Linked DNA regions of Homo sapiens: region 2 is linked to region 1. A link is a loop called in an ENCODE intact Hi-C map of the cell type or tissue named here. Cell type or tissue: endothelial cell of umbilical vein. All regions are shown on one strand. Each heading gives the region's core, and the rest is flanking DNA. Links, peaks and the distances in the headings are about the cores only. Region 1 has its middle 120 kb from the start of LINC02676. Region 2 overlaps LOC101928272 (a long non-coding RNA gene).

Region 1 (7,446 bases), core at 1,628-4,127:
CACGTGTGTCAACCATTTCTCTTATTTCAATCATCCCTTAGCTCCAGTTGGTCACAACATGTTGCAAATTTTCAAAATTTAAATTCTGAGCCCTTGCTCAAAACCTTCAGTGATATCCCACTGCGTATGTAATAAAACTCTTTACCCTAGCATCCATAATGTCTTTGAATAATGTCATCTCATTCCCCTAATGTCCCAGGCAAGCTAGGTCTTATCATTGCAGGACCCACTGGGGACCCATTCCTATCTTCTGCTCTTCCTCATACTTGTGAATCAGCATTTTTCTCTCAGCACAACCACATTGTCATGAGCCTTCTAGGTTCAGCTCTTTCATGGGAATTGCTGGTTCATCCAGCAAGGAAGGAATTAATGTAAATAATGCACTGTGACATCTCCTGAGCATTTATCACTTTATTCTTAGCATTATAAATAAATTTTAAATAAATAAATGTGTGTGTGTGTGTGTGTGTGTGTGTGTGTGTGTATGAGAGAGAGAGAAAGAGGGAGAGAGAGAGAGAGAGAAACCTGTTTATCCAATCATTTGTCCTTAATAGACCAAACCTGTTGGAATCTCAATCTGGCTTGTCTCGAAAAGAGTTTTGATCATATTAGGTAAACAATCAACACAATGGGTCGGATTGTTTATCAAATTCTAGACTCCCCAAAGGAAACCTGTAAAAGTAAAAGAAATGCAGCAACATTTACTATTCACTCAACAGACCTTTCAAGGGTCCTCCTATATAGCAGAGAATGCATTGAGTACTTTTTTTTTTTTTTTTTTTTTTTTTTTACCATGTCTATGTTCATCTGTAAGTGTATCTCAGGTAGCAGAAAATTCCTGCACATTTCAGACACAAAGGAATAATAAACTCCGGGGTAGTTGAGCTGCCACTTAACAGCTCAATCAAAGGAATATATTTAACTCTCAATGTTAAAAATGCAAACAAACCTTTAACTTCCAAGATCGATTACACGTAAAGAAGGAGGCTTGCTGGCAACAGCATTCTGTCTTGTCAAGGGCTCCTTATCATCAAGGAAGAATAAACACTCTAATTATATTTTTTTTTACTTTTTTGTTTGTTTTCTAATTGGATCATTCATTACTCCCTAGAATTCAAATCAACATCAGATTTATAGTTGGAGACTATTGAAATATTGATTTGGTTATAGAAATGTCAAGCTTGGCAGGTAAGCTGTCTTAATGCCAGAGAATGATTGTTTTAGCAAACTTGTTTAAAAAGGCTGAAAGAATGTAATGAGCAAGCAATTTGCATCTGTATCAGGCATAGAGAGAACTTTTTAAAAATTTAAACAGTCTCCTTAGCATCCCTCCCATTCCTAATTCCTGAAATTAAGATAGCAAACCTGAGCCTCATTATTAAAAGGCCCGGCGTTCATTTTCTACTGCTTCATCCTTAATGCTACATTTAAAGTGAGATACAGAGCATACTAAATTATACAGGATGTCATTATTAGGATAGAGTGTGCCATTGCTGTACTGTAGTTAAATGTGGGTTCTACATGGTTCTGCAGTTTCTAGCCCTATAAACCTCACATGCCATGTTCTCTCTCCATATATCTTAATCACCTTTAATTTGGAAATAACAGATCTACCCTGCTTATCTTACATTGTTGCAGTGAGAAGAATGACTACGTTTTTTGAAACCACCAGCCATGCTGTACTTTTAAAACATTTTTTCCTTGAGAAATCATTGCCTAAATCTCATACATATGTGCTTCTCTGCAGAAAAAAAAAATGAAATAAAATAAAAATCTTTATTTCCAATGAGCTAATGAGGAAAAAGGGGATGATGAAAAAACAGGGAGTGGGAGCAATTTGGAAATGGAAAGAATGCTGAATACCTACATGATGCCTAATTCAGAAGAACATTCTGGTATGTAGGACATTATTTTCAACTCTATCACTTACGGCAGATTTTTTTTTTATATGCAGATGTATCTCTACTCTCTAAAGATGTACATGTGTACACTTATAGTTGAGAGCCAAGTCTCCCTTATCATTGGTGAATGAGAATGAGCTACTGAAAACAAAAAGAGGGTCTTCTACTCAGCCTCTACCCCTAATATTTATATCAGAAGCGGAGATTAACTGTCCTTACTCATTCACACGTTAATGGAAGAGAAGGAAGTTTCCTAGAAAAATCCTCCCGCTCCACCCTGCAAACTTTATGCTTTTCTGTTACATAATCAGGCAGGGGCAAGACCTAAACTATTTTGAATTGGTGGTGTTGAGGCTAAATTCTCTGCTATTGACAGAATTGAGAATGTGATCAATTTCAGAGTAGCATGTTACAAATTTTGTCCCAATTTCAATGGGGAGAATTATAACAAATCAGTAGTGGTTGGCAGAATCTGTTCTTACTTTCCTCCCATCCAGTGACTAGGATTTGGAAAGCAGTGTTTTCTATCAGGATGATATACCAACATCACATTTTTAATGCTAAGAGCCGAGCACCTCAGCAAGCTCTTCTGAACACACCCTGCATGCTGTCTCCCTTGTACATCTCTAGCTGATGATTCAAAAAAGAAACCTTTTAATCTCACTCCACTGATCAGCTATGATACTTAAATGTTTTAGCTGTGAGCAAAATAATATGCATTCTCAAAGAGAGTATCTTCAGACTCCAGTGGCCGAGAATCTAGAGTTAGCAATGGAAAAATTAGTCTCGGGCTTCTGTTTCTGCCCACAGTTTTCAAATTAAGAACAATGTGTTTGCACTTAATGAAACAACCTCTACTGCTCTTCAAGAGGACTCAGGATACCGATTCTCGAGGCCCCTGGCGGTCCCCTGTAAGTACCATATGCTGTCCTTCTAAACTCTAGCAAATGCTTTCCCCACTGGTATTGAAACTTTCAAAATTCTCATTTTCAATCTGCTATCCCCTCCAAAATAGTATTTTTAGATTAGATTTCCTTTTCTTCTTCTTTTGTGGAATTCTTCCAAAAAATGTGAACTATGTACATTAAGGGAAATCATAAATCAGCAAACTACGCAACATTAAAATGCATGCAGTTCACTTTGAGGATTTGCAGTTAGTAAGAACTAGATACATATATTTGGTGGTATTGTTGTGGATGTGGAAATGTCATTCATATAAGGAAAATGAGTTTATGGTCTCAAGACCATAAATCAGTGAGTTGTCTGAGAAACCAAGGGTACCAGTGAGGCATTTCCTGATTTTTACTCATAATATTTACAAAGATTAAAAGAGATAAAATTCCAAATGTGAAGGCTTAAATTGTTCAAATCCTTACTCAAAGAAATAGTGGGAAAGGTGGGTAAGTCAGAGTCTGCTGCCGATGAAGGAAAAAAATCAAGTTAATCTCTTCTGAAATTATCATGATTTGTTTGGTTTAGATTCCCAGAAACAAAGAAAAAAAATGGAAAAAAAAGAGGACAAAAAGTACTTTCTAAGCACTTTTTCTTTCGAAATTGAAAAGTCAATTTTGGCTAATTCAATGTTTTCAAAGAACAAAAACACAATCAAAAAACCAACATCAGGATATTTTACTAGTGTGTTATTTATAATAATCCAATGTAGCTTGAGACCTTAAGGATGAGGTATACTTGAATTCAATTGCTAGAATTCCAGATGCTACCCAATAATATTCATTTTTATACTGGAGCAAGTAATTTTTTTGTGGAGCTAGCCATTGGAAACTAGGAAGCAATTTCATTTAAAGGAGAAAAAATAGATTTTATTGTATATTAATTTCCATGGAGAAGTCATTCTGATCATTCTGAAGCTCTTTTTCCATAAGGAAATGGAAACAATTTTTTCAGTTGTAGAGGACTTTAAAAATTTTATAGCAAATGGCTTAGTACTTGGCTAACCTTTTACTTTATACTGGAAATTACGGTAAAGATACTCCAGGATATACAATATGTTGATTTTTACCCTCTGTGGTAAATTAGATATTTTTAAATGGTATTAACCAAATATTTTAGATGCTATGAAAATGGGGAGAAACAAACATAGACAGAAGGAAATATTTCTTGATCATTCATTGTAATTCAAATAATATCCGTTACCCATAGATTTTTCAAAGGAATTAAACTTCTTTTGTATCATCCTCCTTGCCTACTTGAAAAGTTAAATGTTCCCTTGAAAGCTCCCCAGGGCCTGAAGATGTGTCCAGAGATGAATTTTCCATGGAGATTCTATCAACATAAAATGTTTTTAGTATTTAAGTGTGTGAATAATTAGTAAAGAGAGATTCATCAAATCTAAAACCCTATTTGTGGGACCTGTCCAGTCCATTTGGGGCATCATCTAGCTTTGTGCACGTTTGATTTTCTTAACCAACATGAGATTGTAGTCCTCATCATATAAATGAGAAGACAGAGTCTCGGTTACATCATTTGCCAAATAACAAATAATTGGTAAGTGTCTGAGACTAACCCCAGCTCTCCAACCAAGTGCACACTCTCCCCTCTACTTTTAACACTCTCTTTAGATGCACTGCAGACCTCATCCCCAGGAGCCGCTCCCACAGTGCTCCCCTTCCCGCTGTACACATTTCTGGGCTGAGTTTTCCTCTGGCCAGGTTCAGACACTACCTTGTGCCAGGGAGCACTCTCCTGTTCACTTCGAGGCTGATAGGGCTGTTTCTCTTCTCTCAACGTCTTGTCCCTGTGGGCCTTAAAAGGGCTGCATTTGAATTTAAGGAATTTACATGGCCACTGTAAATGGAATCAGTGATCTCTAAGAATCTCTCTATGATTCTTCCTACACTTAGTGAAAAATACGATGCCTTTTGCCAACTGGACTCATGAACGTAAATGTCACTGAATTATATTACACTATTTGCCTACCCACCCACAATTTTAATTTTCTCTACATTGCATCCCAAGCATCTTACCATTGTACTTTGTAGAGAATATCTGATCAAAAGATAGAATTAAATAAATAATTAATGAGCCAATAATAAGCATCTTAAATTGTTTCAGTCTGCCTAGTTATAAAATAGGACTTTATTTTTCATGGTTTGGTTAAAAAAATAAAAACTACATTATTATCATGTCCTTAAAATATTCCATTCTGAATTGTGCACCAGAGGTAAATTTCCACTTACTTCAGGTAGATTTTTTTTTTCTTTTTAGAAAAAGTAGGCTTACATACATGGTGTTAAATGTAGTTGTGGTTTGTATTTTCAGGAGCTGATATTAACTTATAAAACATAAACATGAAAGCCATTTTAAGTCTCTTCAAATCACTTGCTTACATAATGAAAAATTTCCTTGAATATATTAGTCCTCCCAAAATAAACTTAGCTTCTATTAGTCAGTTACATTGACATAAGTTCATTTAACAATATCTGGCTTATTACAGAAATAGTAGAAGATGTAGCATCTAAAGTCTGGACTATTTTATAGGATCAATTAAATTCATTTAAACCAAACATCACATATTTGCATTTAACTCTAATCATGCAATGAAGACAGCTCCATTCTCTGTTGCTTCCATTTTCCTTTCTTCTCTATTGTTGAACAAGTTTGTTTTCAACTCCAGTTCAGTTTCTTGGGCTCACTCAGTTCTTACTATTAAACTGTTAAAAAGTGTTAGTTTTACTAAATTCCTCTATTACACTTATTACTATATTTAAACCATTTTTTTATCTGAAGAAACTCCCTGGAAATAACCATTTTTTCCAACATATTGTCATGCCTTTAAAATAGTCTGCACAATTCTAAGAGTCACAAATTCAGTTTCTAGAACCATCGCTTTAGACTATCACAGTCAGGTAAGACATTACAGTTACAAAACAACTTTAAATTTTAAGTTGCTTATTATTCTAAGAAAATATCAGCTCTGTTTGGTTTTCATCACAGCACCCAGGAAACAAAAACAGGAGCTTCAAAAGAAGCGAAACTATTTTTTTAAATGATTAGGGGACTTTAGACAGTGTTAGACAATCCAGAGTGTTAATTACCTACAGTGAGTTGCTTAATTATATACCTCTGATAAAATTAATAAATGAACACTTTAAGATTTTAATTAAAATATTTTTGTAAAAATGATGTTTCCCCCCTCTCCTTAAGGGTATTTTTTAAAATTTAAGGAATGAATTATGCAGGAAAAAAATCCATTGTGTTTGTAAGATAGCCAGTTAGGTATAAATTTTGGCTTGATCCTTCCCAGATCATTTCACTCCCCACAACATGATTTTTCTTAATTAAAACCACAGTGGAATGATTCATTTAAGGAAGATAAAAGCAGAGCTCAAGGGTCAGCAGAATGACATAGTGGAAAGTGTCGATGTGGTCCCCTGGTATTTTCAAAGTTAGGAGGCAACTATTTCCTGGTTTGGTTCTGCCCACAGATCTCCCATAGAAATTCAAAAGAACTAATGAACACTCTGAGTCTATCAAAAGGAGAATAGGTCCCCAGAGAGTGGTTGATTTTAATAGTGTTGACTTTTACATCTCCGTCTTCACAATACTTAGCTTCATGGCCAAAGTTAATCCACCACATTTTAGTTATGGGAACAAATTTCAAAAATAGATCTTTCTTCAGCTGATAACAGAAAAGGATGGAAAAACTGGTCCAGTAGAGAGGAAGCAGTTCAAACAAGTACATATTAAGACAGTCTTTAAGGCTATGAGTAGCAATAGTTTCACTTGCATTGGGCCCACATCTGTAACATTCTTCCTTAAACGCACCAGCAATTCAAGGGTTAGTGATTAATACATAACTAAAGGTGAGAAAGAGAAAATTAAACTCTTCAAAGATATTTCCTAAATTTAACTTAAATTGTCTCTGGCCAAACACAAACCTTGAATATTTAGCTAAAAGAATTCCATATTTAAAATACATATGACTGAATTGGATGTAGTACTGATTCCCCCTGAAAATGACTACGTAAGGCCCATCAAGGTCTTAAATGAGGTTATTTAAAAGGTACTATCTGCATGACAGCATTACCTCTATTAAATCATATAAAACCCAAGGATGAAACAGGATGTCTCCTCAGTTGTGAAGGAGTATTTCTTATCCTTTCAACACAGTTATTCTAATCTGCAAGATTCTACTTTCTAAAGAAAGAACGTTTAAATACTTTGGTGAATGGTAATACATATCATGAAACCTATTTTACAAATGATACTTCTTGGGATTTTTTTTTAAAAAAAGATACACAGGACAGATGCATGTATTTATGAGGCTACATTTTAACTAAAAGACAAATGGCTGTTTCAGAGGTTTCCATCCCCAGCTAGTAAATTACAATGTCTGTGGCAAAAACCAGTGTATTTAAGGTTTCAAGATGACTTTTGTTATTCCTCTATGTCCCTGGTCACTTAGAAGTTTCTGAAAACCTTGTGTGTGTTTCAAGTCTGTTCAGGGTTAAACTCTATGTAGATATTTGGAGGTAAATCAATTCAGCCATTTTGAGTTGCACAAAGGAGGAAGAAAAAGACATTT
Region 2 (2,500 bases), core at 1-2,500, 190 kb before region 1:
CAGAAAAACAGAAAGGTAACAAATACCAATTTTTTTCTTTTTAAAGAAAATATTTAAATTATTTTAATGGGTGAATATACATGAAAATGATCCATTCAGTTCACTCTGCTTAATAAAAGTTATTTCAAATAAAAAAGTCATTGTAAGTCAGGGTGTTACTATTTACATATCTTATCCATATTGTCTTTATATGTTTCTTCTTTATGTTGAAGCTTGTTAGCAGTTTATGGTTTGTTAAAAATGGCTGATGCCACTAAGCTCAAAGTAAATGAACATTTATGTGCCAAAGGCCCCCTATAGACTGGTTAGTACGTATGCCAAGGAAACAAATCTCAGATAACTGGATTTTCATTTTAGCTTTGTGGATTACCTTGAATGCGTTATATATTTGTATTAACATAAGAAAATATAAATAATGTCTTTCACGTAACAAAATAATTCTATGTCTTAGGTGAAATAACTCCACTCATATTTTCCCCTGCCAAATAAAAAGTGCTGAGCACAATCTTTCATGTAAGATCTCATTTCTCCTTTTAAACTTCTCCTATGAATGAAAACCAAATGGCAACGCAGCATTGAAAACCAATGCCTACAAAAAGTACACAGAGTTTGTAACATTAAAAAAAAGCAGGAGCTAATGACACATAACAGGTAAATAAAGGGGGAGGGGACCCCTGAACTTATACCAGGCGTCCAGGATAACCCTCTTGAAGTCTATTAGAAACATGCATTCATCAGTACAGCTCTTTGAAGGGCTTGGAAGATGTGAGGTTTGAAGGAAAAACAAAATGCTATTTTTTTTAAAAAATAAAAAGTGCTGAAAAGGTAGGGCTGCTTGAATTGTTAACCAATTCAAACCTAAATGTTCTGGGTGAGACCTCCATTGCAATTTACCCAGAAGGTGGGAGAAATGTTTCTGATATATGTGGAATAAATACAGAAATCAGCAACATAATAGAAAAACAATGTGCCCTTCAACATCAAACTGACAACAGGAAAAATCTCTCCATGTTCTTCTTTCTTAGTTCATGCGTTTATTAAACACACACATGTGAACTGCACCAGGTACTCTAAGTTGGAGAGCTTAGGTTGGTATAATCACAACCTTGGTGTGAGTCCATATCAATACATCTTTGAGTTAATAGTAATGCTATTAAAATAAATGGGCCGAACCATTGCGATTTTTAATCACTAGAAATTCCCTGATCTTATAAAGAGTTGCTCATTTGGAGTCCATTTTAAGTACTTTAAATCTTCGTTCAAAAATATTAGTAAATTTTTATTTTGCCTACACATTTGTTCATTCTACACACGCTACATCCAAACCTAGAGGGGAAATAGTAAAACTAACTTAAAATGAAAGATACTTTAACAACTACTTCTGCTTGCTTATTACATACATTGAATTGTTAAGATAGAAGAGAAAATAAACAAAGTCATTGTATTTTATTTTCTATGTAGGACACGGTGTCCAAGCAAAACAAACGGGGTTTGGTTGAACATGCAATACCGGATGTCGCCACTGGATGGCAATGCCAGCTTTTGTCTCTAAAATGTGCATGGTACCTTTGATGAGATTTAGCGCCACAACCCTTGGGTCCTAAGTTTCTCAGGACCATCAAAGTGTAAATACGCTGGGGTGAGTCTCCAGCACACATCTCGCATTCCTTTGGGATCTGTCGTCTTCTGGTGCACCCGATGCTAAGGCAGCCCATAAAGCTTCCTTATTTGCTATTACTCTTTGGGAACCTGATGTTCAATAGAATGCCAAGTTCATAAGAAGAAAAAAGGTTACAAAGAAAGTGAATAGGAGGTGAGATGGAAGTACAAATAGGGCACCAGATTCCTTTCCGCTGCTGAATGATGTTAAGCTTGCACAGGACCAACATCTCAAAAATATACTTGTTATGAATTCACTTTCTACCATATAGCAAGAATAGCCTTCACTCTTTTCAGCATTTTATAGTCTAAATCACTTGTTCTCACAAGCTATACACACACACATTCTGACATGTATACACACTTCAAATAAATGTTTGTAGTTGAGACAATTAGCTGATGACAGTTTAGTTTTCCACAGTGAATTGGTTTTAAACTTACAGTAAGGAAAAAACCTTTGAAAACATTATTTTAGGTATACTAAAGAAGCTAAAGGTTTTTACAACGAATTTTGTGTGGTGTTAAAATATATAAATATCTAAATTTGTATTAATTCAAAGATTAATGATAATTATGAAGGTGTTAGATATTATCTGGAACAATGAATCACTTCTGTTCAGAGAAGGAAGGATTTAATGCCAAATAACTTTGCTTAGTTATATGGATGGGAAACATGAGTGGGGTAAAATGATCACATTTTTAAGGTAAAATAAAGAGGGAGAAAATTTGTGTAAATATATGAAATAAAAAAAATTGATAAATTTAATTATCCTTAGTTCAGGAAACACATTTATCTATAACTCCTTATTACTATTTTAACATATAAAAACTTTGGCAAGCA

What was found. Hi-C counts contacts between places; a loop is a spot of excess contacts. Peaks named below come from ENCODE experiments on the same cell type or tissue, not always from the same donor. Only the 100,000 strongest peaks of a DNase experiment are listed, where the experiment ranks them.
Region 2: it touches region 1 in a loop (4-fold over the local background); 4 of 110 quality-filtered maps call a loop at or near these places.

What each region holds. Positions count from the first base shown.
Region 1 is chr10:9,014,063-9,021,508 of GRCh38, reverse strand. No RefSeq gene overlaps it. Among named protein-coding and RNA genes, the nearest start is that of LINC02676, 120 kb to the right of the region's middle. In endothelial cell of umbilical vein, for the core only: no CTCF peak of the experiment used is centred there; a DNase peak (open chromatin) is centred at 3,138; H3K27ac peaks cover 1,310 bases.
Region 2 is chr10:9,208,413-9,210,912 of GRCh38, reverse strand. All of the region lies in intron 4 of LOC101928272 (a long non-coding RNA gene), which reads left to right. Among named protein-coding and RNA genes, the nearest start is that of LINC00709, 66 kb to the left of the region's middle. In endothelial cell of umbilical vein, for the core only: a CTCF peak has its summit at 1,525 (motif pointing right); a DNase peak (open chromatin) is centred at 1,522.